3 separate regions of the Mus musculus genome follow, and all the other regions are linked to region 3. A link is a loop called in an ENCODE intact Hi-C map of the cell type or tissue named here. Cell type or tissue: heart. All regions are shown on one strand. Each heading gives the region's core, and the rest is flanking DNA. Links, peaks and the distances in the headings are about the cores only. Region 1 overlaps Agfg2 (ArfGAP with FG repeats 2). Region 2 holds the start of Agfg2 (ArfGAP with FG repeats 2). Region 3 holds the start of Nyap1 (neuronal tyrosine-phosphorylated phosphoinositide 3-kinase adaptor 1).

Region 1 (10,227 bases), core at 1,201-9,200, 71 kb after region 3:
TTACTGGCCTGGCAGTGGTTTCATATAGCCCAGGCTGGCCTCCAACTCCCTATGTATGTATGTGTATAATTCTAACTCCCCTACAGGATGATATCCCTACCTTCTGATGCTTAAAGTGAGGTAAAAATTGTTACTAAAAAGCACCTATCGAGCTGGTATGGTGGCATGCATGTGTAAACCAGAATTCCTGAGGCTTAGGCAGGGAGGGGGTAGAGTTCAAGGGCAGCCTCTAAATATCTGCTTTTTCTTCCCTTCCCTTCCCTTCCCTTCCCTTCCTCTTCCTCTTCCTCTTCCTCTTTCTTTCTTTCTTTCTTTCTTTCTTTCTTTCTTTCTTTCTTTCTTTCTTTCTTTCTTTCGTTTTTTTATTTTTTTATTTTTTTTATTTTTTTATTTTTTGGTTTTTCGAGACAGGGTTTCTCTGTGTGTAGCCCTGGCTGTCCTGGCACTCACTTTGTAGACCAAGCTGGCCTCGAACTCAGAAATCCACCTGCCTCTGCCTCCCGAGTGCTGGGATTAAAGGTGTGCGCCACCACGCCCGGCCGTCGTTTTTTTAAAAACATCTTTCTTTCTTCCTTTCTTCCTTCCTTCCTTCCTTTCTTTCTTTCTTTCTTTCTTTCTTTCTTTCTTTCTCTCTCTCTCTCTCTCTCTCTCTCTCTCTCTCTTTCTTTCTTTCTTTCTTTCTCTAATGTATGTGAGTACACTGTTGCTATCTTTAGACACATCAGAAGAGGGCATCAGATCCCATTACAGATACATGTGAGCCACCATGTGGCTGCTGGGAATTGAACTCAGGACCTCTGGAAGAGCAGTCAGTTGAGTGCTCTTAACCCCTGAGCCATCTCTCCAGTCCTTCTATTGCCTTTTATAATGGTTTGTGTTTGTGTGTATGTGTGTGCACACAAACATGTGGGGCCTAAGGGATAACCTGGTGTGTCAGGTGCCACCCACCTTGGTTTTGGGGGACAGGGTCTCTCCAGTGGCTGGGAACCTCCTGATGAAGCTAGGCTGCGTGTGGAGCATGTAACCGGGAGTCCACTGTTTCCGTCTCCCTGGGGTTGAGACTACAGTGGCAAGCCACCACATCCAGCTCTCCTCATGTGGCTTCGGGGATCGAACTCTGGTCCTTGTGTTTGCTGAGCCTTTCCCCTGACTCCTTAGATGATCCTTCGTATTCACGCTTTCTTCAGAGTCCCCATGGGTCAACCACTGTGTGGAAGGAGAAATGCTACGTATCTTTTTTGTCCACCAAAGCAAGCCGTGCTTCTGTGCCCCGGCTGTCAGGTCCCCCTTTACTGCTTTGGATCTCAGGGATGGCCACCTTTGACTCCTGCCTAGCTTTACTCTGACCATGGCAGTCAGACTTCACTCGGGCAGTCCTCCAGGGAGGTGTCTACAGAGATGTGTTCCTTTGAAACCAGCCCCTGAATTACACGTGCCTCAGTTTCCCTACCCGGCCTGCCAGAAGTGGTTCTTGATGAAGATCCGTCTCTTGGCAGACTGAAGGAAGGTGTAACCGGCTGTCTGTCCGTCCGCTGATTCAGTACTTTTCCATCTGTTTGAAGTGGAAACTGCATTTGTACCTTGCCCTGTTTATTTCTCTGTGTTCCCTCCTCTCCTCCCTCATCTCTCATGGGCACCTTTACTGGGCAGAGGTAAATGGCACAGTTTCATTGACTTATTGATTTAGCCTTATGTGTATGGGTGTGCGTGGGGGTGCGTCTGTGTGCTGATGTTGTTCCTCAGGCATTCTCCAGCTGGTGGCTGTTTTGTTTTGTTTTGAGACACTGTCTCTCTGCATAGCCCTGGCTGTTCTGGAACTCACTCTGGTAGACTAGGCTGGCCTCCAACTCAAGAGATCTGCCTGCCTCCGCCTCCTGAGCACTGGGATGAAAGGCGTGTGTGCCATCATGCTTGGTGGCCTGGCTTTTGTTCTGGACATCAAACTCAGGTCCTCGTGCTAATTAATCAATCACTTTACCCCCGATTTACTTATTTGTTATATTAGAGGTCCATGAACAACTGGAGAGATGGCTTAGTGATTAAAAGCAATGACTGCTCTTCCAGGGGTCCCAAGTTTAATTCCCAGCAACCACTTGGTGGCTCACAACCATCTGTAATGGGATCCGATGCCTTCTTCTGGTGCATCTGAAGATAGCTACAGTGTACTCACATACGTAAAATAAAAAAATGAAATAAATAAATACGGGATGCAGAAGAAGGTAAAAGGAAGCCAGGCATGGTGGCCTAGGTCTGAAACCCTCACAGGAATGACTTGCAAGCTGAACGCTAGCTTGGGCTACCTAGCTCCAATCTCAAGAAAGCAAATGAAAGGCTAGTAAGCTGGCTCATGGAGTCCTACCACCAAGCCTGAGAACCTGAGTTTAATCCCTAGTCTCTCTAAGGAGGAAGGAGACTCCCTAAAGTTGTCCTCTGGACCTCCACAAGCACTCTGGGGCACATGTGTCCCTCCCCACACACCAGGAATACATAGATAATAAGGGAGCCTGTGAGGTGGGCCAGTGCACAAAGGTGCTTGTTATCAAATAAATAAATAAATAATAGATGGATGAATGGATGGATGGATGGATGGATGGATGGATGGATAGATAGATAGTTTTAAAAACAGAACAAAGAAAAAGGAGCTGGGGATGGTGGCACACCCCTGTGATCCTGGCACTTAGGAGGTGGGAAAAAGAAACAGGTGACAAACAGAAACAAGGAGGGGAAATGTGCAAAAGGCTTGAGGGAGAGGAGCCAGCAGGGCTGTCAGATGCGTGCCCAGCTCTGCACAATGGGAGTGTTGTTTATCTTCACAGTTGAACAAGGAGTGAAGTGGATTGAAGAAGAATTTATGTCAATTTTTGAAATTAGTGAAATTGGTCGTTGAGCAGGGTCGGGACTGTTGAGACCCCTAGCAGGGACTTCTTGTTATTAGTCAAAGAAATGAACTCAGTGGCTGATGGAGCCTGCTCCTGAGCCTGTCCACCTGAGTTCAAGTCTCAGGACACTTGTGGGGAGAGAGAAGGGACTCCTACCTGCTGCCCTCTGACCTCCACACGTGTGCTAGGGCACACGCTACCTAGATTGATGAAAAAGGCTTATTTATTTGTTTGTTAGAAAAGAACTGAACGGGTTTGGCTATCCTTTGATTACAAGGAGCAGAGTGGAGCTTCTAGCAGGAAAGAGACCCAAATCCAGGTTGTATGAATCCGAACACAGGCGTTCAGAGGAAAGGACTTCCCGAGTTTGAAATTGGCACTGATGTGAGGAGTTAGCTGCTGGGTGGAACTGGTTTTTTTCCACTGTTGACCTGACAGAACCTTCTTATCTCAGCCTCTCAGCGGGTTTGATGCTTCCATGGATCGAGATAGAAGCAAAAATATAGGCCAGCTTGACAGTGGCAAGGTGTGGTAGGGTGGAGATACTTGTGTGTTTAGTGTTTAATAAAATCAAAGGGGAGGGGAGAGGGACAGCAAGAGGCCTGGGAGACTGGTTGTCTGTACACGCAAGAAGTTGCCTTTGCAGAGCAGAGTCTTTTGGATGCTATTAGGAGCCTGGTTTTCAAAAGAGACCGAGAGGGAGAGGAGGGGCTGGGGATGAAGCTGGGTTGGTAGGATGCTTGCTAGCATGCAGGAAGCCCAGAGGTTGGTCATGAGGTCATAAATTGGGTATGGGCTACCAAGGGTACACCAGTATAACCCAGCATTGGGGAGGTGGAGGCAGAAGATTCCAGCATCGTCCTCTGCAATAGAGCAAGCTCAAGGTCTAGCCTAGGCTACCATACTTCAGAAAGAAGTAGGAAGGGAAAGGAGTGAATGTAGGTAATAACACTGACTTAAAGCTCAAGCCATAGTAGTCAGTTTGCTTTCTATTGCTTCCTCCGGGGGATTCAGAGATGCTCAGTGGGTAAGAGCTCTGAGCTCGGATCCCCAACACCCATGTGAAAAGCTAGGCATGTACATGTAACAGTAGCAGTGTGGGAGATGGAGGCAGGGGGATTGCTGGGATTTTTCTGGCTGCCAGCCTCGCTCCAAGTTCAGCCTTGGGAATAAGGCATCAAGTGATAGACCCGGACTCTAATGTCTTTCCCCAGCCTCCCCACAGGCTTGCATGTACACACACACACACACACACACACACACACACACACACGCAAATAAACTAATTTAAGTTAATTTAAAATGATTGCCCTATTCAGGCTGGGCAAGTAAATTTAATTCTGAGTTTGTCTGGCATGGGTGTGCCATCACACAAGAGTAGTAGCTCCTTCTCATTTGGGGGTGTTGTGGGGAAAGACCTGAGTTTTGTTGGGGACACTGGATGCTAGCCAGAGGGTTGGGTCTGTTTCATTCCAGGCCAGTGAGTCACATCTGGCCCATCACATGACCCTGAAACTCACATGACCCTGGACTGGACCCAACTAAATGCAAAACACCTAGGCCACTGCTGGCAGGAAAGGGTTTCTACATCTGTGTTCCTAGCCAGCAGTAGCCTCCGTATGATTCAGAGAGACATCGTCTGACTCATAGGCCCTCTTCCCTGGGCTGCAGCCTCCTTCTGGAGTGTTCTCCCTGCCCCCCAGACTGACTGTGGTTATTCATAATCGAGTCCCCAGACACCAAGGTCAGAGCGGTGCTCTCTGTCCTGTACTGCAGAGACATCCTGTTCCCTTCAGATACATTCAGGCCCTGTGTTTTCCAATTGCTTCCCAGCCTTCCTTCATCTTCCCCTCCCAAAACGCCCCTCCTAAAACACCCCTCCTGTCCACACTCGGGCAGACGGTGAGTCTGCTGCTCTATGCAGTCTGCTTTTGATTGATTCCTGCCTGAGTTTCCCCTCCCTCTCCTTCCCCTCCCTGTCCCCCTCACAAGGAAGCGCCTCTGTGTTTACAACTGCTAACAGTTCCTGGTTGTCCTTTTCAGGAAATGTCAGCGACCTTCTTATGATGGGTTTAGAATCTGCTTTTCTAATGTAAACATAATAAATTTCACTGTTCCCATGACCAGTTCTCTTCCTTTCCCACTGCTAACATCCTGAATCATTCTCCCTAATCCATCAAGTGTCCAACTGGATGGCATCTATTGCAGTGAATACACTTGGCTTCCTGAGTCCCCACCCGGTGTGTATGTGTGTTTGTGTGTGTGTGTGTGTGTGTGTGTCTGTGTCTGTGTCTGTGTGTGTGTGTGTGTGTGTGTGTGTCTGTGTGTGTGTGTGTGTGTGTGTGTGTGTGTGTGTATGCGCGCGCGTATGCATGTGGAGACCAGAGGTCAATTTTGAGAGTCATTCCTCAGCTACTAGAGTGGCTGGGCTATAGCTCATCTGGTAGAGTGCTCATGCCCTGTACATGATGCCCCTAGCACTGTATAGCAAGGCACATGGTGGTCTCCAACACTTGGGAAGTGGAGAGACAGTGGGATTGGGGGATCAAGGCCATCCTCAACCACAAAGCAAGTTCGAGGCCAACCTGGACCCTGTCTCAAAAATCCGAGACGGAAGCGGGCTGCCTCAGACTAAAAACCAAACTAAATCAAGTCATTAGTGAGCAAGCGCTCAGAGAAAGACTGCCTGGGAAACCTGATCCCAGCAGACTCCAGGAGAGATCCTATTTAAGAGCTATTGTTTGCTACAGGACCCAAGTTCTGCTGTCTGCTTCCCTCTCATCTTTCCTTAGATGTCACCCTCTTGGATACTGCTTGTCATTTTATAAGGGCATCTGGAGAGTCTTTACTCAAAAGTCTAGTGGCAGAGTGGCTGGAAAATGACCTCGTCTGTAGCCTCCTGTGTCCCAGCCCTCTCTAAAGCCCCTTAAATGAGCAATTTATCACCCAGAAGAAGCCAGCCTTCACTGTTCACTCTGTGGCTTGGCATCTGCCCTGTCTCCACGCTCTGCCATCACTTATGCTGGCATGGTCACGGCCAATTCTTCCAAACTTGGCACGGATACCTTCATGCTGTGCATGCTACCTGTGAGTGTGACTATATTTTCCTACTTATATCTTTATTTTATTATTTTACATGTATGGTATGTATGTATGTATGTACATACATACATATATACATGCCTGTATGTTTGTGTGGACCATGTGGGAGTAGTGCTATCTGAGACCAGAAGAGGGCATCAGATCCCCTGGAAATGCAGATGGTTGTGAGCCACCATGTAGTTGCTGTGAATTCAACCCAGGTTGAACTCTAAACCACTGAGCCTTCTCTCCAGCCCCATATCTTCATTCATTTATTTTTTGAGACAGGGTCTCATATTCCTGGCTGGCCTTGAACTTGCTATATAGCCAAGGATGGCCTCCTCCACCTCCCCAGAGCTTTGGTCATAGGTATCTACCACCACACCTGGTTTATACAGTGCTGGAGACGAACCCAGGGCTTCATGTAAACATCCTACCAACTAAACTATGGTCTGAGGCCCTACCTGGTATTTCAAAGCCAAAGGTGCCTCGATATCAGAGACTTTCTTGCGTGCCTCTGTGGTCTTTTACTTCCTGGTCTAATTTCTTTGTTTTGGCGTGGCTGCCTTTGTTTTAAGATGAGGGCAATGCTCTAGACTGGAGTAAGATTTAAAGTCTAAAGCAAGGAAGACCTGGGGGCTGGTGAGATGGTTCAGTGGGTGAGGGCACTTAGACCTACGGTGGGAGGAGAGACTGGAGTCCTGCAGGTTGTCCTCTGACTTCCACTCGTGCGTGGGCCATGAAGTGTGCACACGATGAATAATTAAATAGATACATTTAACTTCAGAAGGGAAAAGGGGGCTGGAGAGATGGCACAGCGGTTAAGAGCTCTGGCTGCTCTTCCGGAGGTCCTAAGTTCAATTCCTAGCAATTACATGGTGGCTCACAATGATCTGTAATGGGATCCAATGCCCTCCTCTGGTGTGTCTGAAGACGGCCACAGTGTACTCACATATAATAAATAAAGCTTAAAGAAAAGAAAGGGGAAACCATGAAGTGCTCACCTAGCTGAGCCTCTGGTTTCCCCATTAGAACCTCAGAAGGGCAAGTGGATAGGTAAGAAACCTTTCTGTTCTAATGAAATCCCCACACGCGGTCTGTGGACAGACCTGGCTCTCCGGGGAGCTAACGGAACAGGCATGAGAACATGGCTGTGGCCCGTCTTTCCATCTCATGGCTGAACTTTTAAATTTCTTCCTGCTTTGTTAAAAGCTCTCGGAAGAGGGACGCCTGGGATGTTTCTGTTCCAGATATGACTGCCTGAAGGGGGTGGGCTGTCCATTCTTCCCACAGCTCCATTCTTCTGCTAAGGGAGCAAGGCAGCTGGCTTTCGCATACCCACCCTTCTCGACACAGCCTTCTCTCGGTACTGTCAGCAGCATTCGTCAAGGGTCCCTTTTCTGCCAGACTTCATGCTTGGCAAAGCCCACGAGATCTCTGGACGTGTCGCCATAGATCTAGAATAACAGCCAGAAATGGGATGTGGCTGAGTGTCTCGGCTCCCAGAAGTCACCCCCTCAGCCAAACGCTGAGCACCAGACAGGATCGGAGCCAGCCACTCTGCCTCCTCCTCCCAAGTCACTGACAGGATCACAATGTGTTTGTCTCTCTTCTTGTCTCTCCTTTGAAGTTTCCAGAATATTCTCATTTATATTTTTTCCTGATATTAGAAATTAGCTTCTAGTTGGGATATTTAAAATTTATTAAATTTATTTATTTAGTATATGGGGGGGTGCCACAATACACATGGAGGTCAAACAAGAATTTGTGGGCATTATTTCTCTCCTTCTATTGTGTGGGTCTCAGGTCCTTAGATCAGCAAGCTCCTATACCCACTGAACCATCTTGCTGGTCCTTGGTAAAACTGACTTCCTTCCTTCCTTCCTTCCTTCCTTCCTTCCTTCCTTCCTCCCTCCCTCCCTCCTTCCCTCCCTCCCTCTCTCCTTCCCTCTCTCCCTCCCACCCTCCCTCCCTCCCTCTCTCCCTCCCACCCTCCCTCCCTCTTTCCCTCTCTCTCTTTCTTTCTTTCTTTCTTTCTTCCTTCCTTCCTTCCTTCCTCCCTCCCTCCCTCTGTCCCTCCCTCCCTCTCTCCCTCTCTCCCTCTTTTTCTTTCTTTCTTTCTTTCTTTCTTTCTTTCTTTCTTTCTTTCTTTCTTTCTTCCTCACTCCCTCCCTTCCTCCCTTTCTCTCTTTCTCTCTCTCTTTCTTTCTTTCTTTCTTTCTTGATGACCCAATTCCTCAGGGATGTTTGTTGTTCTTCTTGGTTTGTTTGTTTGTTTTGGCAGGACTTTCATTTTGATGAGTTTTTGAGTCTTTGTTTTCCAATATTGAGGATAGAAACAAGGGCCTTGTGTATACTAAGTCAACCAATTTTTAACTGATAAACTATACTCCTAGCACCTCACTGTGGGATTCTAGGCAGGGCTCTACCACTGAGCCACGCCCCCAGCCCCCTCACTGGGGGATTCTAGGCAGGTGCTCTACCACTGAGCCATGCCCCCAGCCCCTCACTGGGGGATTCTAGGCAGGGGCTCTACCACTGAGCCACACCCCCGGGCCCTCCTTGGGGGATTCTAGGCAGGGGCTCTACCACTGAGCCACGCCCCCAGCCCCTCCCTGGGGGATTCTAGGCAGAGGCTCTACCACTAAGCCACGCCCCCAGCCCCTCCCTGGGGAATTCTAGGCAGGGGCTCTACCGCTGAGCCACGCCCCCAGCCCTGGATGGGGTCCTGACTGAGACCATCTTCTGTGCTGTTACTTCATTTCTCCATCCTCACTCCTGTGCACTCACCTGCCACAGCTCACCTCTCTATTTCTGTCCTACAGGAGAGGCCTGAACCCCCCTCATCGAGTCAAGTCAATCTCCATGACAACTTTCACTGAGCCTGAAGTCCTGTTCCTCCAATCTCGTGGAAATGAGGTGAGCAGACGCTGAGGGAGGGGATGGAGGCTGCAGCAATCATGCCACTTGGTAGCAAAGCTTTGAGCTTTGCCTCACATTTCTCTATTTAGTGTGTCTGTCTGTCTGTCTGTGGTAATGGAGGACAACTTTTACGAGTTGGTTCTCTGCTTTCACTATCTGGGTCCTAGGGATCCAGTTCAGGCCATCTGCTTTTTTTTTTTTTTTTTTGCCAGCCCCCCAAAAGTTTCTTTTGGGATGAACTTTTTCTTCCATATTTTTAGTATCTGCTATCGTTTGCCTTATGTGTATTATATGTTTACATAAGGCCTGACCTATTCGATCATAAACTGTGGGGCAGGGATTATATCTGTTTTGTAGGTGAATGCCGATCCCCAACACACACACTGTATCCAAGTTCAGTAGATCTTTTATCTTTGAGTATATTAGCCTGACATCATTAATCAGAGGTTCACTAACAGTGCCATTTACACTCCGGGCATTCTACCGCTTCTGTCCCTTCAGGTCTGTCGGAAAATCTGGCTCGGTCTTTTTGATGCTCGGACATCGTTGATACCAGATTCCAGGGATCCTCAGAAGGTGAAGGAGTTTCTCCAAGAAAAATATGAGAAAAAAAGATGGTAAGAAGGAAGAAAGAGACATATCCAAGGCAGTTTGCCCACAATCCCATTTCCAAAGTCTTACTGGTGTTTCTCTGTGACCAGGTTTGGAATGGGTCTTTTGCTCACCCCCAACTCCCAGATTCAGTTAGACCTAAATTCTGACTTCAAAGTAACAAATTGAAACTGGGCATATTGGTTCATGCCTGTAATCCCAACACTCTGGGAGAATACAGCAGGAGAATTAAAAATTCAAGGTCATAGTGATAGTGGTGCCCACCTTTAGTCCCAGTACTCCGTAGATAGAGGTGGGTGAATCTCTGTGAGTTCGAGGTTAGCCTGATCTACAAAACTTGCCTGGATTTGAACTCAGGACCTTCAGAAGAGCAGTCAGTGCTCTTAACCACTGAACCATCTCTCCAGCCCTTGATAGATCTTCTCGTCAGCACACCTAACTTTATATGGGATCTGAACTCAAGGCCCCGTGGTTATACAACAAGCACCTTACCCACTGGGCCATCTCCGAGACCACCTCATTGGGGTATCCTAGCATTAAGATGCTTGCAGAACGTTTGGGGAGTGGGAAGGGAGTCTTCTGCAGCAGAACTGAGGTCAGGGCAGGCTGAGCTCCATGGTGGATAAGATACACAATCGCTCTCTATAGGAATGAGGAGAAATCTGAGGAAGCATGGTGGTGCAGCTACCCCAGAGACTGGGAGACAAGGAGGGAATGGGCAGGGCCTGTTTGG
Region 2 (10,227 bases), core at 1,379-9,378, 58 kb after region 3:
ACAGCTGGGTCAAGGAGGCAGGGTTAGCTAACCTTAGATGGGGCAGTCTCTGGAGGGGAGCAGTCTTCAGGCCATAAACCTCAGTGGGGAGAAAACGATGGTGGGCATCTTCTGCACACACTGTCAACACTCACACTTGGTTCCCGAGCCTGGGGCTATGTGGTCCTTGACAGGCACACGTAAATAGCACACATTTACTCTGTGGACATCACTCACCCAAGGCTCCCTTTGCTCCCCACAAATGACAATTCCCCATAGCTGCATAGGCGGGCTCTGCCTTCTGTTAATCTTTCATGATATACTGTATATCATATACATATACTGTAGTCCCTTCCAAGATGCCATAGAGCTGAGGCAGGAGGATTACATATAGTTTGGGGTGGAGCTGGGCAGTCAGAGTGGTTGGAATCTTAGTCGAGGAACAAATTACTCTCTACTCACTCCTAAGAGGGAACATCAACAGGCCTGACCTTGTTGAGGGTCTCACTCAGGTAGTGACTGAGATGGTAGTGGCTATTATATTCATTGCTGGGAGCCCTGATTGTGGTCCAGCCAGGAATGTGTCTCTAACCACGAACCATGCTTCTAGGTGAATAGAGAAATGGACAGGAGATATAGCTCAGTCAGTAAGACATTTGTATAGCATGGGGACCTAAATTCAGTCCCCACCTCTCAGCCAGGTGTGGGGACACACGTTTGAAATCCCAGCTCTGGGTCACAGAGACAGGGGGATGGATCTCTAGGGCTTGTTGCCAGGTAGCCTAGCTTCATCAATTATCTCTAGGACAGTGAAAGACTCTGTCTCAAAAAGCAAGGTGCCCAGCAATGGAGGCACAACTCCTGAGGTTGATTTTTATATCCAGATGAACACACACTCACACAGACACACACAGACACACACAGACACAAACACACATACACATACACACACACACACACACACACTCACACACACACTCAGACACACACAAACACACATACACATACACACACACAGACACACACATACACAAACACACATACACACACACAGACACACACACATACACAAACACATACACACACACACAGGCACACACATACACAAACACACATACACAAACACGCACACACACATACACAAACACACACATACACAAACACACATACACAAACACACATACACACACACAGACACACACACATACACAAACACACATACACAAACACGCACACACACATATACACAAACACACACAGACACACACATATACAAACACACATACACACACACACACAGAGACAGACACACATACACAAACACACATACACACACTCACACATGCACACACACAGACACACACACATACACAAACACATATACACGCGCACACACACATACACACCTGTGCACACACATGTACATGCACACAACCAAAGAAGGCAAGAGCTGTTATCATATTTCCAATGCACCGGAAGCAGCTGGCCAAATAATGACAATGAAATGGCCCCTGAAAACTGATCTAGTGGTATCCAGGAGACGACACCTGGGAGGCTGGACCCTCTCATGCTGATGGGAATATGTGATCCAGTAGCTGACATGAAGTGTCAAGTCTTTTCCATCCAAGACAGAAATTGAATAGAAGCGGTCTGGGAAGCTTTCACTATTACTACTCGTGTGTGTGTGTGTGTGTGTGTGTGTGTGTGTGTGTGTAGGCTTCAGGAGCTATCCACTAGGTTTTTTTGTTTGGTTGGTTTTGTTTTTTTTTTTTGTTTGGTTGTTTTTTTTTGTTTTTCTTTTTTAAAGATTTATTTATTTATTTATTATTTATTATATGTAAGTACACCATAGTTGTCTTCAGACACACCAGAAGAGGGCGTCAGATCTCGTTATGGATGGTTTTGAGCTACCATGTGGTTGCTGGGATTTAAACTCTGGACCTTTGGAAGAGCAGTCTGGTGCTCTTAACCGCTGAGCCATCTCTCCAGCCTTTTTTTTTTTTTTTCGAGACAGGGTTTCTCTGTGTAGTCCTGGCTGTCCTGGAACTCACTCTGTAGACCAGGCTGGCCTCGAACTCAGAAATCCGCCTGCCTCTGCCTCCCAAGTGCTGGGATTAAAGGCATGCGCCACCACGCCCGGCTCACTGGTTTTTTAAAAGTTTTTTTTTTAAAGATGTATTTATCTTATTCTATGTGTATGGGTGTTTTGATTGTACATATGTCTGTGTATACCACATGCATGCCTGGGGTCTTAGAAGTCAGAGGAAGGCTTTAGATCCCCTGGGACAGATGTTTGTAAACCACCATGTGGGTACTGGGGATCAAACTCAGGTCTGCTGCAAGAGCAGCTAATACGCCTAACCATTGAGCCATCTCTTCGGCCCCTTGTTTTCTTATTATTAAGCACCTTGGTTTTCTGTTTGTTTGCTTTTGGTGGTGGGGGCTGGAGGAGACAGAGTATCTTTACGTAGTCCTGTCTTGCTATGTAGACCAGGCTGCCCTGAAATTCACAGGGATCTACCTGCCTCTGCCTCCCATGTACTGGGATTAAATGTGTTTGCCACCATAAGAAACTCTTCACTGCCTTGTTTTCTGGGACAAGGTCCCTCATTTGAATCTGGGGTTCCCTGATTAAGCTAGGCTAGGCTGACTGGATGCGCCTGTCTCCTTCCCAGAAATGGGATTACCAGCATGTATCATGTAGCCTTTCACATGGGTCTCTTCACATAAAGTTCAGGTCTTCATGCTTGCACAGTGAGCACTTAACTGACTAAAGTACCAACTTAGGCTATGACTACCGTTTCCTCCACCCCCAATTATTGGTGTGTGTGTGTGTGTGTGTGTGTGTGTTGCTCTGATGGGGGGAGGCGGTTGCCACATGCATGCCAGTGTCCTGAAGACAGAAGTCATTGATCCCTTAGAGCTGGAGTAATAATGATTGTGAGTCATCCAGCGTGGGAACTGGGAACTAAGCTTGGATCCTTTGGAAGAGCAGCAAATGCTCCTAATTGCTGAGACATCTCTTCAGCTCCCACTGCAACATGCTGAAAAAAAAAAAAGTTTGCTTTCTACCTCCCACCCCCTATTGCTTGGGTTCTGTAGACTTAACTCCCCAAGGGCGAAGGGCCTTTTTCTTACCAGGAAAGCCACCAAGCCCTCCCCACCAGGCCACAGGAGCAATAGCAGAAGAGGGAGTCCCCGGGCTGCCTGTGCTCTTGCTGATTATGAGGGGAAATAGGGTTGTCACTCTCTGATATGGCCTGGGTGGAGTAGAGACAGGAGGAGGAAGCGCACCCTCTGGTTGCTCTTGCAGACCACACCCTGTAGCAAAAGACAGACTGGAAGCTATCAGAGTCTAGTGGTCACCCCAATTCCTGCCCATTTATTCACTTGTGGTGGGTAACATTTTAAGGGGTGAAGAAATAACCACTGGCTAAAGAGAAGCTGTGCAAGAAATGGCCAGCACAGGGAAATGCTGAACGCTGAACTCTGAAAATGTACAAGAGGCTTTTTTTTTGGTGGGGGTGGGGTGGGGGACAGGATTTCACTGTGTAATCCCCTGGAACTCACTACATAGACCAGGCTGGCCTAAAACTCACAGCGATCCACCTGCTTGGAATCCAAGGCATGCAGCCATGGTTTACATGAAGCAAAATGGTTCCTTTGCATGTGTACATGGGGACTTGGCATCACCACAGCTCAGGGGGAAGTACACTTGCAGCTATGACAACAATTAAGCAACCTCATCTAGCCCATGGGCTCCTGGGTACCAATAACTCAGAAACCTATCTCTCATCTGCCCGCATCCCATTGGCATGTCTGAAACCAAAGTCCTGACTTATGGTTGCCAGCATCCCTAAACCTGCTTATTCTCAGCCTTTCCTTTTCCAGGCAGTGACCGAGGATGACTCTGAAGTACCGCTACTGCTACCCCCACTTCCCAAATGCTGGAATTACTGGCCTGTGCCACCGCGCTGAGTTGTATGCAGTGCTGGGGGCTTGAACCTCGCGCTTAGTGCACTCTACCAGCTGAGATACATCCCTGGCCACGGAGCAGAGCTTTTAAAATCAAAAGACTCAGATTCAAATTCTGACTGAGCCACAAACCAGTTCTGTGATCCACTTCAACATGTTTTCTTGAATATTTTTTACATGCATTTATTTATTTGTGTGTGTGTGTGTGTGTGTGTGTGTGTGTGTACTCATGGAAATCAGAAGGCAGCTAGCTTATAGGAGTCGGTTTTCTTACAGGAGTGGGAATGAAGGTTAGTGGCAAACGCCGTTCATCCCTTCTGCATCCTACCTCAGGTTTTTAACTTGACTCTAAAGTGGGGGCTCTTTCTATGACTTGGATAAATAAAGTATCTTTTACAAAGCACTCCCCTTCTCTGTCTTTCCCTTTCTCCTCCAGCTCATCCTAGGGCAATTTCTTTCCGATTTTCTTGTCTCCTGGCTCAGCCTGGAACGAGCCTTTGAAATTTGGCGGGAATTAGTATCAATCCGGAGGATGAGCACTACGCACGCGCCGAACACCTCCTTTCTCTCGCACGCTAATTTTGCAACCTTAACAACCAATCAGAGTCAGCATAGGAGTCCGTGGCGAGAGGGGGCGGGGACAAGGAGGAGGGCACGCATTGTACTTGCAAGGTGGGGGTCTTTGTGAACCAATGGAAAAGACAGAAGGCCGGGTGGCAGTGGGGCGTGGTTCTGAAGGCTCCAGCAACCGGAGGCCGTCTCGAATCGAACCAATTAAAGCAAGGAGGTGGGGGGAGACTAGCCAATCAGCGTGCCGAACAGGACGAGGAAGGGGGCGGCAGAGTCTCTCGCGGTCGTGGTCGGGGCTGCAGGAGCTGGTGTCAGGGTTGCCGGGCGTGCGAAGGCGGCGGAGGCGGGAAAGGCAGCGAGCGGTTAAAGGGGAGCGACCGCTGACTTGCAGAGGAACCTGGAGGAGAGATGGTGATGGCGGCTAAGAAGGGCCCGGGCCCGGGTGGCGGGGTCGGAGGGAGCAAAGCGGAGGCTGAAGCCGCTTCGGAGGTGTGGTGCCGCCGAGTGCGGGAGCTGGGCGGCTGCAGCCAGGCCGGGAACCGCCACTGTTTCGAGTGCGCCCAGCGCGGGGTCACGTATGTGGACATCACCGTGGGCAGCTTCGTCTGCACCACCTGCTCCGGCCTCCTGTGAGTGGATCCGGGGGGGGGGGGGGGAACTGGGTTTGGTTCGGGTGAAGTGAGTCTGCAGGAGCTCGGGGCGATCCAGGAGGTCAGAGGGGTAGCCCCGGCATTGGATGTGGCGGTGGAAGGTCGCCTGCTGCAGAGGTGTGTCGTGGGGGAAAGGGAAAAAGCGCAGGGGGACAGAAGACGGGAGTGGAGTCGCGCTGCAGAGGGAGGGTGGGGGCTGTAGAAGGACACGAGGAGAGGATTGGAGAAACTCCCTGGGGGAGGCGAAGGCGAATTGCAGGTGGGGAGAGAGAAAGTGTGGAGGGACTGGGGTGGGGTGGGGGAGGGACTTAAAGGGCCAGAAATTGACATAGACCTTTAAAGGGAACTTTAGCTGGGGTTGCATTGTATCTCAGTTGGTAGAGTGCTTGCCTAGCACGCTCGGCGCCCTGAGTTTCCATCCACAGCACTGCATAAAACCCGAGTAGTGTGGTACACGCCTGTAATCCCAACACTGAGGGGGAGGTGATCAGGAGTTCAAGGCCAACCATGAGACCCTTGCCGCTCCACCAGGAGGGGAGCGGAGGGGAACGGGGTGGAAGGAGAAGGGAAAGAAATAGGGAAGTCGAGCCTAAGACAAAAGTACCCTAGAAGGGAATGGAAAATGCTCCACGCATTAGCCCAGGCTGACAGCCTAGAGTGGCAGGTATGAAGCCAGGGATCAGGTGCAGATCCTAATCTTTCAGGCTCTGGAATGCTAGCTAGAGGGTAGATGACTTACGAAATATACTAAGGGCAGAGAGCCAAAGGGTTATCCTGGCGGACAGCTTAGCTTTCCCGAAGAGATGAGGATCAGAATGGCATATTCTTTTCTTTTCCCCATTTCGTCCTCTGCCCCCGTTAAAGTTGCATTTGATTTCTTTACTTTGCACTGTAGGGACATGTAGGTTCCATGGCTTGTGTGGTTATCAGAGAATAACTTGTAGGAATCAGCAATTTCCTTCCACTACGTGTGGGGCCTGGGGATCAAACTCAGGTCAACAGGCATGGCTGTAAGCTCCCATACTTGCTGAGCTAGCTAGCTCACCAGTCCATTTTTTTTTTTTTTAATTTGTCTTGAGACGGGGTCTCATACAGTCCACGGTGACTTTTAATTCATGATGTAGCTAGGGGTGGCTTTGGAACTCAGAGTCCTCCTGCCTCTACCTCTGTAATGGCTGGGGTTACAGGCATGCTTTGGGGTCTTTCCTAAGTGTACTGCCGAGTCTCATCTGGTAAACTGTAAATTTGGGGAGCAGAGGCTTGGTTGTAAAATCCACAATGCTACCCTCAGCCCAGACCACCCCAGATTTCTAGTTATTTAGTAAGCTCCTTCTCCTTAGGAATTATTTGACTAACATTGGGTTCGAGATCTTTGGTTTTCTTAGGGACTCGTTTTTGTCTGGTTTTCTAGTATTTTAGTACACTGCTATTTTATTTATTTATTTATTTAATAAGGAAAGCTCTCCTGTTCTTATATGCATACCAGCCTGAAAAAAAAAAAAAAAACCAAGGAGTATTGTTCTTTTGCGACAGATGGGAGATCAAAAGTAGAAAGAGGTTTAGTAATTTACCCAGTGCCATATGGAGGATTCTGTTCCCAGCGTTTGTCATTTAGTACGAGCTAGGATTGTGGGGAGACCAGAAATGAAGATCCCGGTGTCCTAGGAGACCGTGTGGAACTATGTCTCTACTACATTGTCACCCTCTTCTTAAAATGTCTATGGTTTTATCGTTGTTGTTGTTTAAGACAGGGTCTCATGTGGTCTAAGCTAGCCTTGACTGTGTAGCTAAGAATGACTTTTGTTTCCACCTCCTGAGCGCAGGGATTACAGGTGTGCACTAGCCTGACTTGTGAGGTGCCAGGGTCCCACCCAGGCCTTTATGAACACTAAGGGTGCACTTGGACTGAGCTGTAGCCCCAGTCCACCAGTGTTCTCAGCCTCCCTTCTACCACTGTGGCTGGACACGGACCACCATGTATGTGACCACCCGGGGAGACTGAGGCTGGCCTGGATTGTTTGGCTAAACCATCCATATACACCCCGTGCCCGTATAGAGGACAGTGTATGAGCTTGAAAGGATGGCTCAGTGGGTAAAGTACTTGTCATGAAAACGTGAGGACCCGAGGTCAGGTTCACAGAACCCAGGTAAAGGCCAGGAGAACGAGGTGGCTTGCTTGTGATCCTAGCACTTGAGAGGCTCTGGCTCAGAAGGGAGACCTGGCCTCTATATATAATAAGGTGGATGGCAGTCAAGGGAGGTACCCAAGTCAACTGGCCTTTGCATGCATATAAACTCAGACACATGTGAACACATATACACATGGATATCCTGTATATTATAGCATATAATACAAAAGAAAGCATAAATCTTGAAATGTTATGAGAAGGGAAATCTGTATTGCTTTTCTGATACTTAGGTTTGAACTCAGGGCCTTGCACATGATGGGCAAGTACTCTACTACTGAGCCACAGCCCCCTGCCCCCCAGTCTGGAAAATCAAATTATTGCATCTGGATAGAAGTGAAGAGAAGCCTTATGATCTCTCAGAGCTAGGCCCTGGGGCTGGGGGTTGGGGGACGACGGCTGTCAGGAAAACTGTTCCTCTGTTCTAATGGCTAGAGGTGATGGCATGAAAGATAACGAACTCAGGGAGGGCTCGGGCTGGAGAGATGGCTCAGCAGTTAAAAGTACTTCTTGCTTTTGCTGAAGACCCAGGTTCAGTTCCCAGCACTCACAACCATCGGTAACCGTCTGTTCAAAAGGGAATCAACATCCTCTTCTGGCATGCATGTGGTGCACAGACAGACATACGGACGAAACACTCATAGATGCCATCTAAGAATAGATAAATGCAGACAAAACAGTAACAGTAAAACCAGATCCCAGTGGGTACTAATAAAAACCAACCAGCCAAACAAAATGCAACCTTTTTAAAGGTCACCTTCAGCTACTGAGTGAGTTTGGGGTCAGCCTGTGATATAGGACACCTTGTTTTTAAAGACAGAGATAGGGGGAGGGGTATGAATCTGTTGATAAAAGTACCTGCTGCCCAGCCTGCTGACCTGAGTTCAGTTCCCACCTGGGAGAAGGGAAGAAGAGTTGATTCCCCAAGTTGTTCTCTGCCCTATGCGCACAGGCTGCGGCACAGGTGTATACACAGAGACAATAAATACATGTAATTAAAAAAAATATTGGTGGGGGTCAAGGTCTCGCCATACAGCTTGGGCCGTCCTAGAACTGGCCATGTAGACCAGGATGTCGTCAGACTTAGAGATCTGGTTACCTCTGCCCCCCCCCCCTCCCACCCCCCAAGTGTTGGGATAGAAGACATGCTCTACAACGCTGAGCTTTAAAATATATTTTTTTCCTAGGGTTTTGATAAGATAAAGCTCTGCATAAGCAGGAAATGCCGACATTGTTACCACTTACTAGATTTGGTTTCAAGTATCCCCTGATAACCTTCGTCTTCTATAATGAATATCCCACAACCAGAGCAGAAGGGAGGACAAGGGATCTAGGCCATATTAAAAACCTGATTTCTTGTGCTGGAGAAGTTAACTGCTTCGTATCAGTGCGCAATTTGTAGAATCTTAGACCGCTCCCTCGAGGTCACTCCCAGCTGCTGGTCTCATGAATGAAAAGCCACACACCTGCCGGAGCTGGGGAGATGGCCCTGTGGTTATGGGTGCTTGCTTGATTCCCTGGACCCACCTGGTAGGAGAGACTCCTTCAAGTCCTCTGATCTTCATGGGAGCACTAGGGCTCATATGTAAGGCACGCACACGTGCACACACACTCACAAACGAATGGCTGGAGACTGGAGGACGACTCATTATTTGGTAGTTTTTGCAGAGGATCAGGGTCCAGTTCTCAGCACTCACACATCGTAGCTCACAACTACCTGTAACTACAGTTCCAGGAGATCCGATGGCTTCCGAGGACACCAGGCGTGCACGTGGTACACAGGCACATATACACTCAAGCACATAAAAATAATTTTTTTAAAGCGTAAAACAAAAATTAATGTAATTTTAAAAAAGATTTACTCATTATTCTAAGTACACCGTAGCTGTCTTCAGACACTCCAGAAGAGGGCGTCAGATCTCGTTACGGATGGTTGTGAGCCACCATGTGGTTGCTGGAATTTGAACTCAGGACCTTTGGAAGAGCCGTCAGTGCTCTTAACTGCTGAGCCATTTCTCCAGCCCTGCAATGTTTTTTTGTTTTTGTTTTAAATCATTGACTCCTGCGACTTAGGCAAACACTGGATAGAGAGTCTTATGGCCTAATGGAGATGTGGTAGGAGAAATTTGTTCTAATCCTTCAAGAGACTCCAAGAGGGCTAGCTTTGCTGGGGCTGCCAGTGCCTCAGACTGGACAGGCGGCTGGGGGTCGTCTGTTCCCATGGGGTTAAGTAAGAGAACTCAACTAGCAATGAGATGTCTAGAGGGACTTGCTGCCAAGGCTGACAGCCTGAGTTCAATACCCATGACCTACTTGGTAGAAGGAAACAACTGATTCCAAAAGGTTGTCCTCTGACCCCCACACTCCTGCCGTGGCTTGAACAGGCACTCACACAGAGTAATAAATAAATTATTAGATTGAATTTCCTTGAAGGTCCGTAAAGTTGATTGCCCATACATTAGGATTTTGTGCTGATGGTTAGGGAGAAACAGCAGTAATCCAGCAGCCTGCATATGTCTTTTTTGGGTAGTTGACAGATTACAGCTGAGTAACTGAAGCCCCAGCGATGGAGATACAGCAGTAACAGCTCACTAGCTTACCGCAGTGGAGCCTATCTGTGTATAAGTAGTAGTGTCTCATCAAGTACAGCAGAGCCCGGGGTGTTTTGCATGGCAGTGTGAGCATGTATTAAGGTATGATGTACAGAAGAGACCTGGAGAGACTGCTCAGCGGCTGAACCCACTTGCCTTGTCTTAGTCTGTTTTCTGTTGCTATGGTAAAACACCATGTGTGTTTTACCACACGGTACTTGCAGAGGAAAGGGTATATTTGATTTTTTTAAAAAGACTTATTTATTTATTATATGT
Region 3 (10,227 bases), core at 1,170-9,169:
GTGGTCCAGGAGAAGTAGGGGGCGGGCGGAGCCAAGAGGTGGGGCCCTGAGACAGGCCTGGCTGCGGGATAGGGGTGCTTATGCCCAAACTAGCCAGCTCCAACCTAGAATCCAATGATCTGCCTCCGGTGCCTCCAGAGGCCCCTCGAATGCCCTCCAGAAGCCGACCGAAGCTTGGAGGCTCCAGATCTCTCTCGTAAACATCCACACACGTCCACCGACCTCGACGATAAGGCTCTCCCAAACCTTGGGGCAGCTTCACCACCCGGAAACGGGAGGCAGGGGCTCCAGGTGGCGGAGAGCCATTCCGGGGGGTGCCCCTGCCCCCTGGATCAGGGTTGGGGTCCCCATTGGGGAGGCGGGGCGGGGGCCCAGCGAGAGCCGGTGGGACAGGGGAATCCGAAGCCCCTGGGCTTCCTGGGCCCTCATAGTCCGTGGTGACGCTGGTGATCTGAAAACTACTTTTCTTCTTACCACCACTCATGGTCCCTGGGGCTCCGGACTGGGCTCGGGTGGGGGAGGGGCTGGGCTCCTGGAGAGGGGCTCAGGCACCTCTGGAACAAGGGGGCCACATGGCAGGGACATCGGGGCCCCTGGGGACGTCTGGGTCCGACATGGCAGGAGGGCCTTGTGGGAACTTGGGGGTGCCTGGTTAGTGACTGGAGTACAGAGGGGAGGTGGCAGGAGGGGGGGGCAGGGGCAGGTTTTTCCTGCTGCTGTCGCCGCTGAAACCCCAAAGCTGAGCTTGCAAACTGGAAAAAGAAAGAGACAGAAAGTGAGCGAGAGTGTGTGTACGTGAGCAAAAGAAAAAGCAGGGGCCAAACCACCTCCGGGGCTTCCTCTCGGGGGAGCCGACTGGAGGGAGGAAGAAGAAAGCCACTAGAGACCCAGAGACAAGTAGAAATGACAGACCGGAGCAGAGGGGACAGAATTCAGAACACCCACAACAGGAAGAAGCAGCTGGGACCCAAAGTTGGACATTTCATGCTTGAGATCCAAACTCGTCCCCAACACGTATCTCCATGGCCAGGGGCACAGGGGTGAATCGGCTCCTCCCCTGAAAGGGCCACCCTGAGGCCTCTGCCGGGCCTCAAGCCCACCCCACCCCCATTCCAGTTCCCCCATCGCTGGTTAGGCACTGCCCGCCAAGCCAAGCGCCCCGCCCAGCCCGGGAGAACTACCTACCTCTCGGGCCTCGGCCACCGAGCTGAGCTGGAGAGAAGACCTGGGGGACTAAGATCTCTCTCTCTCTCTCTCTCTCTTTTTTTTTTAAATCCTAAGGCGGCCTAGAGCAGGCCACGGCAGGCAGCAATCAAGGGCTACCCAGTGTTCTCTGGCGTCCGCATCTCACTCTGCGAGGCATCTCGGTGGAAAGTTTGCAGTTGAGACGAGAAGAAACCAGCGCTTCCACGGGGGAGCCCAGGCGCAGCCTCGGTTAACACTCCACGGGTCTTCCCTGTTGCTGTGGGAGGGGGCGGCTCAGCCCCCCGCTGGCTCCAGTCCCTTGAGTGGCTCTCTCTCAAGGCTCCTCCCACGTGGCCCCACTGGATGTATCTCTCAGCTCCTCAGCTCCGCTCCGTCTCGGTCTGGGTCTCTGGCTCTCTTTCTGGGCTGTTGACAACCCCCACACCAGGAAGTCCTGCCTTCTCGGGCCTGCTCACTGCTCCTCTCCTCCTCCTTCCCCTCTTCCTCCTCCCTCCTCCCTCCTCCCTCCTAAGGCTCCCTGCCAGCTGGCCCGGAGCCAGGCCTGCCACAGCCGCAGCCGCAGCCGCAGCCTACAGTTGCTGCTGTAGCTGCTGCTGTTGCTGCTGCAGCTTCTGCCGCTGCGGGTCCCAAACTGGTTGCTTTAACCCTACACCTGCCAGGTTCCAGGCAACTCTTCCTCGGAGGGAGGGGCATGAGGGCGGAGAAAAAGAGGAGGAGCCTGCGGGAGGCCAGGGATTCCCTTACTTGTAGGCTTTTGCAGGTTCTCCAAAAGAGTCTCAAGGAACGTGCCAGACATGTTCTGGGTACCTGACTGTCCATAAATACATAGTCAATGTGACCCACTGGCTGTGATTTGTCACAGCGTCTCTGGTTTTCACCGTAAATTCACGAGAAACTCCTTTCCCCACTCTGTTTTCAAAAGCGAGCGGCTATGAAAATTTTCAAACATGCCCTAAAGTAGAGGAACTAGGAGAATGAACGCCCATACACGCCATCATGGACTTGTAACAAGTATCAGCTGTACCCAAACGTGTTTTATTCCTCCAATATCTTTTCTCGGATTTTGCTGCAATATTTGAATTTTTTTTTTTTTTTTTTTTTTTTTTTTTTTTTTTTACTGTGAATGTATGTATGTGTAGATCTGGAGGTCAACTTGAAGGAGTCAGTTTTCTCTTCCACTATGTGGGTCCAAGGATGGAATAGTGCCAACCATCCGGTTTGGTGGTAAGGCCCTTTACCCACTGAGCCATCCTGTCTATCCTGCTCCTGCTCCAGTATATGAAATCAAATCTCTGATACGGTGTTTCCCTCTCTTAAAAAGGGAAAATTGGAGAAAGCAAACTATCCAAGAAGGCTGTTGGTGGTAGGGTAGACATGTGTGTGGCGTGTGTGTGCACATGAATGAGTAGTTGCACACACTTGTGTGTGTTTGTTAGCCACAGGACCACACTGGGTGTCCTACTCAGGGTCTCTCATTGAATGCATAGCTTGGTAGGCATCCAGCAAGCCCCAATAATTCTACATCTATTCTCCACAACACTGAGGTTATAGGCACACATGGTTATGCCTGGCTTCTCATGTGGCTACTGAAGATTTGAACTCAGGTCCTCATGCTTGAGTAGCAAGAACTTTTACCTGCTGAGCCACTCCTCAGCCCAGAACAGGCATTGCTACCTTCTCATCTTTGTCCCTCATATAAACACTTAGGTAGATGGGAAGATGAAGTTGCTCACTTCTGCTTCCCCAAGTGCTTGGACACACACCCATGTCCACACAACTACCCCGTGCGTATACCTGAGAACCAATCCCAGCTGGCTACAGACCAGCTCTTTCCCATCTCCAGCCCTCTCCCACCTGTCCCATATTATCCCTTCATCATTATGAAGGAGAATCTGCACACACATAAAGGGTCTATTCTGCAACTGGCAAGAAAAAAAGCGAACTCCCAACTGCCATTTTTCTTTCTTGGCACCCATACTGGCATTCTGGGCAAGAATCTTTCAGCCAAAGCAGGATCTAAAGGCAGCATCTGGTGTCACTCATGGGTTTGGAAGGAAATAGGTTCTAATTAATTTTCCTCAAACAGAACTGTTCTTAGAGCCGGGCGTGGTGGCGCACGCCTTTAATCCCAGCACTTGGGAGGCAGAGGCAGGCGGATTTCTGAGTTCGAGGCCAGCCTGGTCTGCAGAGTGAGTTCCAGGACAGCCAGGGCTACACAGAGAAACCCTGTCTCGAAAAACAAAAAAAAAAAAAAAAAAAAAAAAAAGAACTGTTCTTAGGTATGTTCTTAGGTATATTTTAAAAATCCTAGCTGGCTGTGGCAGTGCATGTACATGCCTATAGTCCCAGATCATGGGAGGTGGCATAGAAGCAGGAGGCTGAAGAGTTCAAGGCCAGCCTCAGCTACATGAGATCCTGCTTCAACAGTAACAGACAGACAGACAGACAGGAGGGGAAAAAAGGAAGAAAGAACCCTTGGTTGGGCTGGGAATATAGTTTAGTAGAGTGCTTACCTCATATATAAAGCCCTGGATTCCATCTCTAGCATCAGCAAACTACCTGAAGGGTTAGTCTTGGGACATAGTGAATAAGAGGCTAGCCTGGGCTACTTAAGATTCTGCAATAAATAAATAAATAATAAAATAAAAATTTAAGCCTTCACCTTATCCCATAGGGAAGAACAATGGCATGAATGCAGATATTCGATGAAAGAAACTGAGGCTCAGAGGCATTCCATTATTTTTCTAAGGCAGAATTAGGATTCTATGGGAATACCTAGACTCCTTGCTTTGCTTCACATAAGTTTGTTTGGTTTTGGTTTTTTTTGGTTTGTTTTAGGTTTTTTTTTTTTTTTTGGCTTTTCCAGACAAGGTTTATCTGTGTAGCCCTGGCTATCCTGCAACTCACTCTGTAGACCAGGCTGGCCTCGAACTCAGAAATTCTCCTGCCTCTGCCTCCCAAGTGCTGGGATTAAAGGCATGCGTCACCACACCCAGATTTCACATAAGTTTTTTAAGATAAGGTTTTAGTAGCCCAAGCTGGTAGCCAGGTGAACTCCTAACCCTTCTACTACATCTGAGTTCAAGAACCACAAACGTAGCCACCATACCTGAAACTCATGGAAAGTTCTCATCACCTCTATTATTGTGGTAGTGTTGGTACTAGTGAGTGAACCCAGGCATGTTAGCTAAATGCTTTCCTGCTGAGCTGCAGTCCAGACTGGCCTTGAACTCAGAGACCCGCCTGCCTCTGCCTCCCTAGTGCTGATTAAAGGATGCCCCATCATGCCTGTCTTACGGCTTGTTTTTATTATGTGTATGTATGTGTGACTGGGTGTAGGAATGTGCCCATTTGGTACGGGTGCCTGAGGAGGCCAGGCATCTAATCCTCTGAAGCTGGAATTACAGGGAGTTGTGAGCCACTCAGTGTGGGCGCTGGGAGCTGAACTGTAGTCTTCCACAAAAGTAGTATGTGCTGCCGAGCAGCTCCCTAGTCCCTCGGACCACATTCTAAGGTTAGGTAAATGTTGAGACAGACAGAGACAGACAAAGAGACAGAGGCGCAGAGACAGATGTAGATGGATGACACACCATCTTTTTTTTTTTTTTTTCGAGACAGGGTTTCTCTGTGCAGCCCTGACTGTCCTGGAACTCACTCTGTAGACCAGGCTGGCCTTAAACTCAGAAATCTGCCTTGCTTCCCAAATGCTGGGATTAAAGGCGTGCGCCACCACACCCGGCTGACACACATCTTTAATCCCAGTACTCCGATGGCAGAGACAGGAGGATCTCTGAGTTGTAGGCTAGCCTAGTCTTCAGAGTGTGTTCTAGGACAGCCTGGGCTACACAGAGAAACCTTGTCTGAAAATTTTTAAAAAGCCACAGTCTTGCTCGTCTTGTCTGTCATATTTTCGCCATAGTAAAAATGGCTGTAGTAGCTGCAGTCAGGAAACAAGCTTCCCACGTACCCTTACTCCTCCAAACTGGATCCCTATATAGGCTGCTGGTTTACAAAGTGCTTACAACCCTCTTCCTTCCTAAGGTCTTTATTTATAGTCGCATGTAGGCCACGGTCGGCTTTGAACTTGTGTAGCAGAGGATGACCTTGAACTGAAGCGCCTCTTGATTCTACCTGAGGAATGCTGGGATCACAGGTGTGTGCCGCAGCGTGTCAAGCCTCAGTAAGGTTAATCGAGGCAAGTGTGAAATGAGACATGGCTCAGACAAGCAGTGGGATGTGCTTGGGGCCACACAACACACCTGCATAGATTTTGCCGCATTGAAAAGCGTCCACAGGTACCAGGGATTAGGATGTGCATATTTTGCAGGGGATATCTCCCCCCCCCCCCCCCCCCCCAGTCCTTGGCGGATACAGCAGAGGTCTTCTCGATGCTAATTTACCCAACCACAAAGCTATCCACGTAAGGAATTTGTCAGAGCTCTGATGAGAAAAGGTCAAAAGAGGGGAGGGGTGAGGTCACATCCCTAACCACTCCCAGGTGGTGCCCCTGGTGGTCTCCCGCACGGGCCAACCTGGTGCGCTCAGATCCTGGCGGGCGGCGCCCACGGAGTCAAAGGTTAGTAAGGAATGACTTGGAGCGCGGGGGCGGACGCGCGGAAGACTTTGAGCCCCACACGGTGGAACAAGGTCCGGGCGCCTGGGAGGCTGCAAGGGGAGGAGGCCCAGCACCGCCAGCCAATTCTCGTGCCCTCCCCGCACCTAGGGCGGGGTGGCAGGGTGGGGGCACGGCGGGGACTAAGCCAAGGGAGCACGCCCCCTGCTGAGCAGATGCGCTGATCTCCAGGCAGGCGACTCGGAGTCCCTCTGCCCGCCTCACCGCTTGGTAGCACCCAGGGGCCGCAGCCGCAGCCTCCCACCCGGGAGCACTAAGGCGCACCGGGTTCGCGGGTGGGTGCGACCTCCAGGCTTCCGCTGGGGGGCGCCGCTGAGCACCCCGCTCCGCTTAGGGCTTGGGAGACCCAACCCAGCACAACACGGCTGAGTAGGGGGCGCGGGTCGGCGAGAACCAGACGCCCGAAAGCTGCGGAGCGGAACTCCCACACCCCAAGACCATCCTCTCAAGATCCCCTGTACGCTCCGCAGTCCTTGCACCCTCCACCCTAACCTCCTGGTGCAGCGCCGCACCGCCGTTCCCGCTCTGCCCTTGGAGGGTGTGGAAGGGTGGGTTTGGGGCCGGGGGCGGGTCTGGGGGCGGACCCGGAGGCGGGGCTGTCTCTGCGGCAGGGCCCAGTTCGGCTCCCCCAGTCTCTCTCTGTCTCTCCTCCTCCCTCCTCCTGCTCCGGGCGGAGCCCGGCATGGGGGGGCCGGCGCCCGGCAGGCCAGGTACGGTGATGTAGAAACTGGGGAGGCTTCATGCGGGGAGGTGGTGATGGGGGGACTACGGGTAGGGAGGAATTGGCGGGGCGAGAGGCGGAGACACCCAGGGTAGCAGGACAAGGGGAAGAGGAGGGGGTGCCCCGGGAACCTGGGGCCCTTGGATGGAAAAGGGGGGGGGGGTTAAAGCAGGCCAGGTTTGGAACAAACTGGGGAAGGAGGAGGACGGCTGTGAGGAGGGGCTCCAGGGAGGAGACGTGAAGCTGAAGGCGAAAGGGAGAGAGTGTGTTTGGGGGAAGGGACGCAAAGCGCAGGTATGGAGGCCGAAGCCCAGAAGGTTGCTATGGGGCCAGACTGGAGACCCCCGCCAGGGTGGGATTCAAGGGCGGGACTACTAGGGGGGAGCCGGGGGTTCTCCCAAATCCTGGAGCAGACAGAAGGTAGATTGATTTGGGCTATCAGCAAGAGGAGGGAGGCAGAAACCATTGCTGAGGGACCAGGGAGCTGGAATAGAGGTGGACGGAGGTCCAGGCCCAGGATTGGAAAAGCGGGGACTCCGGAGAGTGAAGGTAGATGGATGGATGGGATTTCAGTTGCCCAACTCAGTATCACCATCCTTCCTTCAGCATCCCCACCCTGCCCTGATGAACCCCCCACTAAGCCTCAGGGCCTAAAAGAGGGTAGGAAGCCTAACTCCCCCCCCCCCCAAGCTGGGTGCAATGTACGCAAGTAGGCCCTGAGCACAACTTGTCTGTAGGTGTGGCCAATTCCATAGCAGATTTGTGTGCTAGAGGTCTGTGTGTATCTATCAGTGGGTGTGTCTGTGGGTGTTTATGTCTGTGTGTGTTGTTCCTGGGTTTGTGTTTACCTGTGCCCCTTTATGTCTGTCCCTATTTGTAGATATGTCTGTGGCCTGTGGTGTGTCTAAATATGCTGTGTCCCTACAGAGTTGCTGTATGCTTGTGAGGTCTGTCTGTCTGTGGTGGTTCGGGATATATTTACACAGAATGGGAATCTGTGCCAACCTGATCGCTCAGTGTCTGTGGCTCCAAACACCTTTGTCAGGGTGTGTGATTCTGGACACACACACTTCTATGGCTGCCTGTCTGGGAGGGGTTCCCTAAACTGTATGGGATATTCTGTGCCTGTGTTTTCCTTTTCTGAAGACCCAAATCACGTCTCTGCTCCTTTTTCTCTTTCATTCCTCCCTCCCCAACCATATCTTCTTTTTTCTCTCCACCTGTTCCCTTTATCAAGTGGATCCGGGACCCAGGGAGGGCCGCCCCCCGGGCCTGGTGGCATTAAGCAGGGCCCCTCAGCCCCCACCTCTTGCCCCACGACATGAACCTTCTCTACCGAAAAACCAAGCTGGAGTGGAGACAGCACAAAGAAGAGGAGGCCAAACGGAGGTAAGGCTGGGCCCTCCGACTGTCCCACCCACCGCCTGTTGCACCAGACCTCCCCCTTTTGCTTAGCCACAGCCCTTCTCGGGGGCCCACCAGCTTTGTCATCAAAGAGTTTTTTTTTCCCCAGATTTTCTATTCAGCATAGAATGGGCTGCACATGCACTTGCTTGGTCCCAGCCCTGTTCCTGGCTTCTTGGGAGAGGATTTAGCCAGGGGAACGACTTCCAGCTTAAAGAACCTTAGTGGCTTGCTCCCATGCCTAAAGGGCCCAAGTCCCTCCTTCCTGACTCTCTTTTTTTCTGTTATTTTGAGACTGGCTGCTGGCTTTCCCTTGTCACCTGACCTTGGAAAGGGCAGGCAGGCCCTACCATCCTCGTGGGGTCCAGAGAAAGGGTCATTTTAGGGACCTCAAAGAGCACTCAATGTAATCCCCTACCAGTCAGGGTCCTGTTGGAAGGAGGGTACGACTAAATGACAGGTGTGTGTATGTGTGTGTGTGTGTGTGTGTGTGTGTGTAAGGATTTTTAGGCTAAGTACTGCAGAAGAGTCAGGTGGAGACCCCGTGCCCACCCTCATTCTTGCATCTCCACCAGCCCTTTCTTCTGACCTCTGAGGAACCCAGGCTGCTTCCTCTGGCTCCTTTCCCTTTTGACTATACAGCTTCTTGGAGCCTGAGTCAGAAGCACCTCCCAGCCCTCTTCATCCCTCCTCACAACTGTGGAGTTTAATTCTTGCCGTTAATTAGATTAATCAGAGTGATCACTACAGTGATCTCTCCCTAATAAAGGGTTAGTAGACAGGGCCTTAATGAGAGCCCACCCCACAGCGGCGGCGTCTCCCAGCTTCCCTGCCAGCCACCCCCTTCACTCACCCAGAGGAGAACTCGGGGACAGAGAAAAGGGAATACAAGTGAGGTGAGGAAGCTGACAGAGAGAGGGCAGCAGAGAGAGAGAGAGAGGAAGAGAGAGAGAGAGAGAGAGAGAGAGAGGCTCTGATGATTCAGGCATCACACCCTGCCTCTGGGAGAAGAGGCCTGTGGTGTGACAGAGGCCATAGTACACTGTAGCTGGACATACAGAAAGGCCAGAGGCCAGCACAGGCGAGGAGCCACAGGGGCAGGTGTGTCTGCTTGTCTGTCGGGTGGCTGTTGCCTGGATTGCATCTTTTTGCACATAACGGGCTGTGTACTAGTTAGGTGGTCAGTCAGCACCAGACACACACACACACACACACGCACACGCACACACACACACACACACCATTTCTGATATCATATGCTGTCCTTCACCCCTACCTATTGCCTTGCTCTTCTTAAATCCAAAGAATCTACCTGCAAACCTTAGACCTTCAGATATCCCTAACCCAGGCTCCTATTCTCCTCCTCAGTGGGGAAGCACAGTTGTCCTACCCTTGAAGATGCTATCTCCTCCTGAGATGGAAGACAACAAGGTAGAGGCTTGCCTTCTAACTTCTGCCCCATCCTGTCTTCTCTCCCTAGCTCCAGTAAGGAAGCAGCCCCCACAGGCCCGGTGGGGCCTGGGGCTGTCCCAGGGCCTGGGGTTCGAGTGCGAGACATTGCCTCGCTTCGACGATCCCTCAGGATGGGTTTCATGACGATGCCCGCGTCCCAGGAACACACCCCTCACCCCTGCCGCAGCACCATGGCCCCACGCTCTCTCTCCTGCCACTCGGTGGGCAGCATGGACAGTGTAGGTGGTGGGCCTGGGGGAGGGCTCACGGAGGACAGCAGCACCCGGAGACCCCCAGCTAAGCCCCGGAGACACCCCAGCACCAAGCTCAGCATGGCAGGACCAGGGGCAGAGACACCTCCAAGTAAGAAAGCAGGTGAGACATCCATCCACCCTGCTCCCCATCCCTCTTCAGAGGAAGCTGGCAGCGGCAGGATCCATTCCAGGCCAGGGGGGGCTCTGGGAGGGTTCATTCAGGGAAGAGCCAAGGAAGTGGAAGGTTCCATTCTGAAAAGGAATAGGGGGTTTCTTTTAGATGGACCTCAGATGAACCATTCAAGGGCAGGAGACACTCCCTAAAAAAAAAAAAAAAAAAAAAAAACAGCTGGTAAGAAAGGACCCAAAGGTGAGGAGGAACTGCCGACTCTGGAGTTGGTAGGAGGCTGAGGTAGAAATCGTAAGATTATAGTTTCTGGTATGTGGTGAGTCCTAGTCTCCAAAAAAAAAAAAAAAAACTCTAAATTAAAAACAAAAGGAACAATAAGAAGAACAAAACAAAAACCAAAACAGGAAAACAAACCAACAAAACCTGG

What was found. A loop is a pair of places that touch in the nucleus more often than their neighbours do. Peaks named below come from ENCODE experiments on the same cell type or tissue, not always from the same donor. Only the 100,000 strongest peaks of a DNase experiment are listed, where the experiment ranks them.
Region 1: it touches region 3 in a loop (2.4-fold over the local background); 13 of 42 quality-filtered maps call a loop at or near these places.
Region 2: a loop joins it to region 3, with 5 times the contacts of the local background. A loop is called at or near these places in 14 of 42 quality-filtered maps.

Annotation. Positions count from the first base shown.
Region 1 is chr5:137,666,333-137,676,559 of GRCm38, reverse strand. It overlaps Agfg2 (ArfGAP with FG repeats 2), which reads left to right. Exons shown (of 12, transcript NM_178162.3): 2 at 8,786-8,879; 3 at 9,384-9,499. Among named protein-coding and RNA genes, the nearest start is that of Agfg2, 13 kb to the left of the region's middle. In heart, for the core only: CTCF peaks have their summits at 4,458 and 6,101 (motif pointing right); DNase peaks (open chromatin) are centred at 3,999, 4,559 and 7,449; H3K4me3 peaks cover 556 bases; H3K27ac peaks cover 2,907 bases.
Region 2 is chr5:137,679,285-137,689,511 of GRCm38, reverse strand. Agfg2 (ArfGAP with FG repeats 2) reads left to right here and starts at 4,759. Exons shown (of 12, transcript NM_178162.3): 1 at 4,759-5,153. The coding sequence starts at 4,933. It overlaps Gm15498 (a long non-coding RNA gene), which reads left to right. Exons shown (of 2, transcript XR_003956003.1): 2 at 3,871-4,127. In heart, for the core only: a CTCF peak has its summit at 4,808; DNase peaks (open chromatin) are centred at 4,661, 5,461, 5,591 and 7,087; H3K4me3 peaks cover 2,747 bases; H3K27ac peaks cover 3,568 bases.
Region 3 is chr5:137,737,373-137,747,599 of GRCm38, reverse strand. Nyap1 (neuronal tyrosine-phosphorylated phosphoinositide 3-kinase adaptor 1) reads left to right here and starts at 6,432. Exons shown (of 7, transcript NM_001347505.1): 1 at 6,432-6,549; 2 at 7,798-7,949; 3 at 9,445-9,791. The coding sequence starts at 7,882. Tsc22d4 (TSC22 domain family, member 4) reads right to left here and starts at 1,631. Exons shown (of 5, transcript NM_023910.6): 1 at 1,186-1,631; 2 at 1-752. The coding sequence starts at 484. In heart, for the core only: CTCF peaks have their summits at 6,104 (motif pointing right) and 8,856; DNase peaks (open chromatin) are centred at 1,609, 6,189 and 6,959; H3K4me3 peaks cover 3,358 bases; H3K27ac peaks cover 3,190 bases.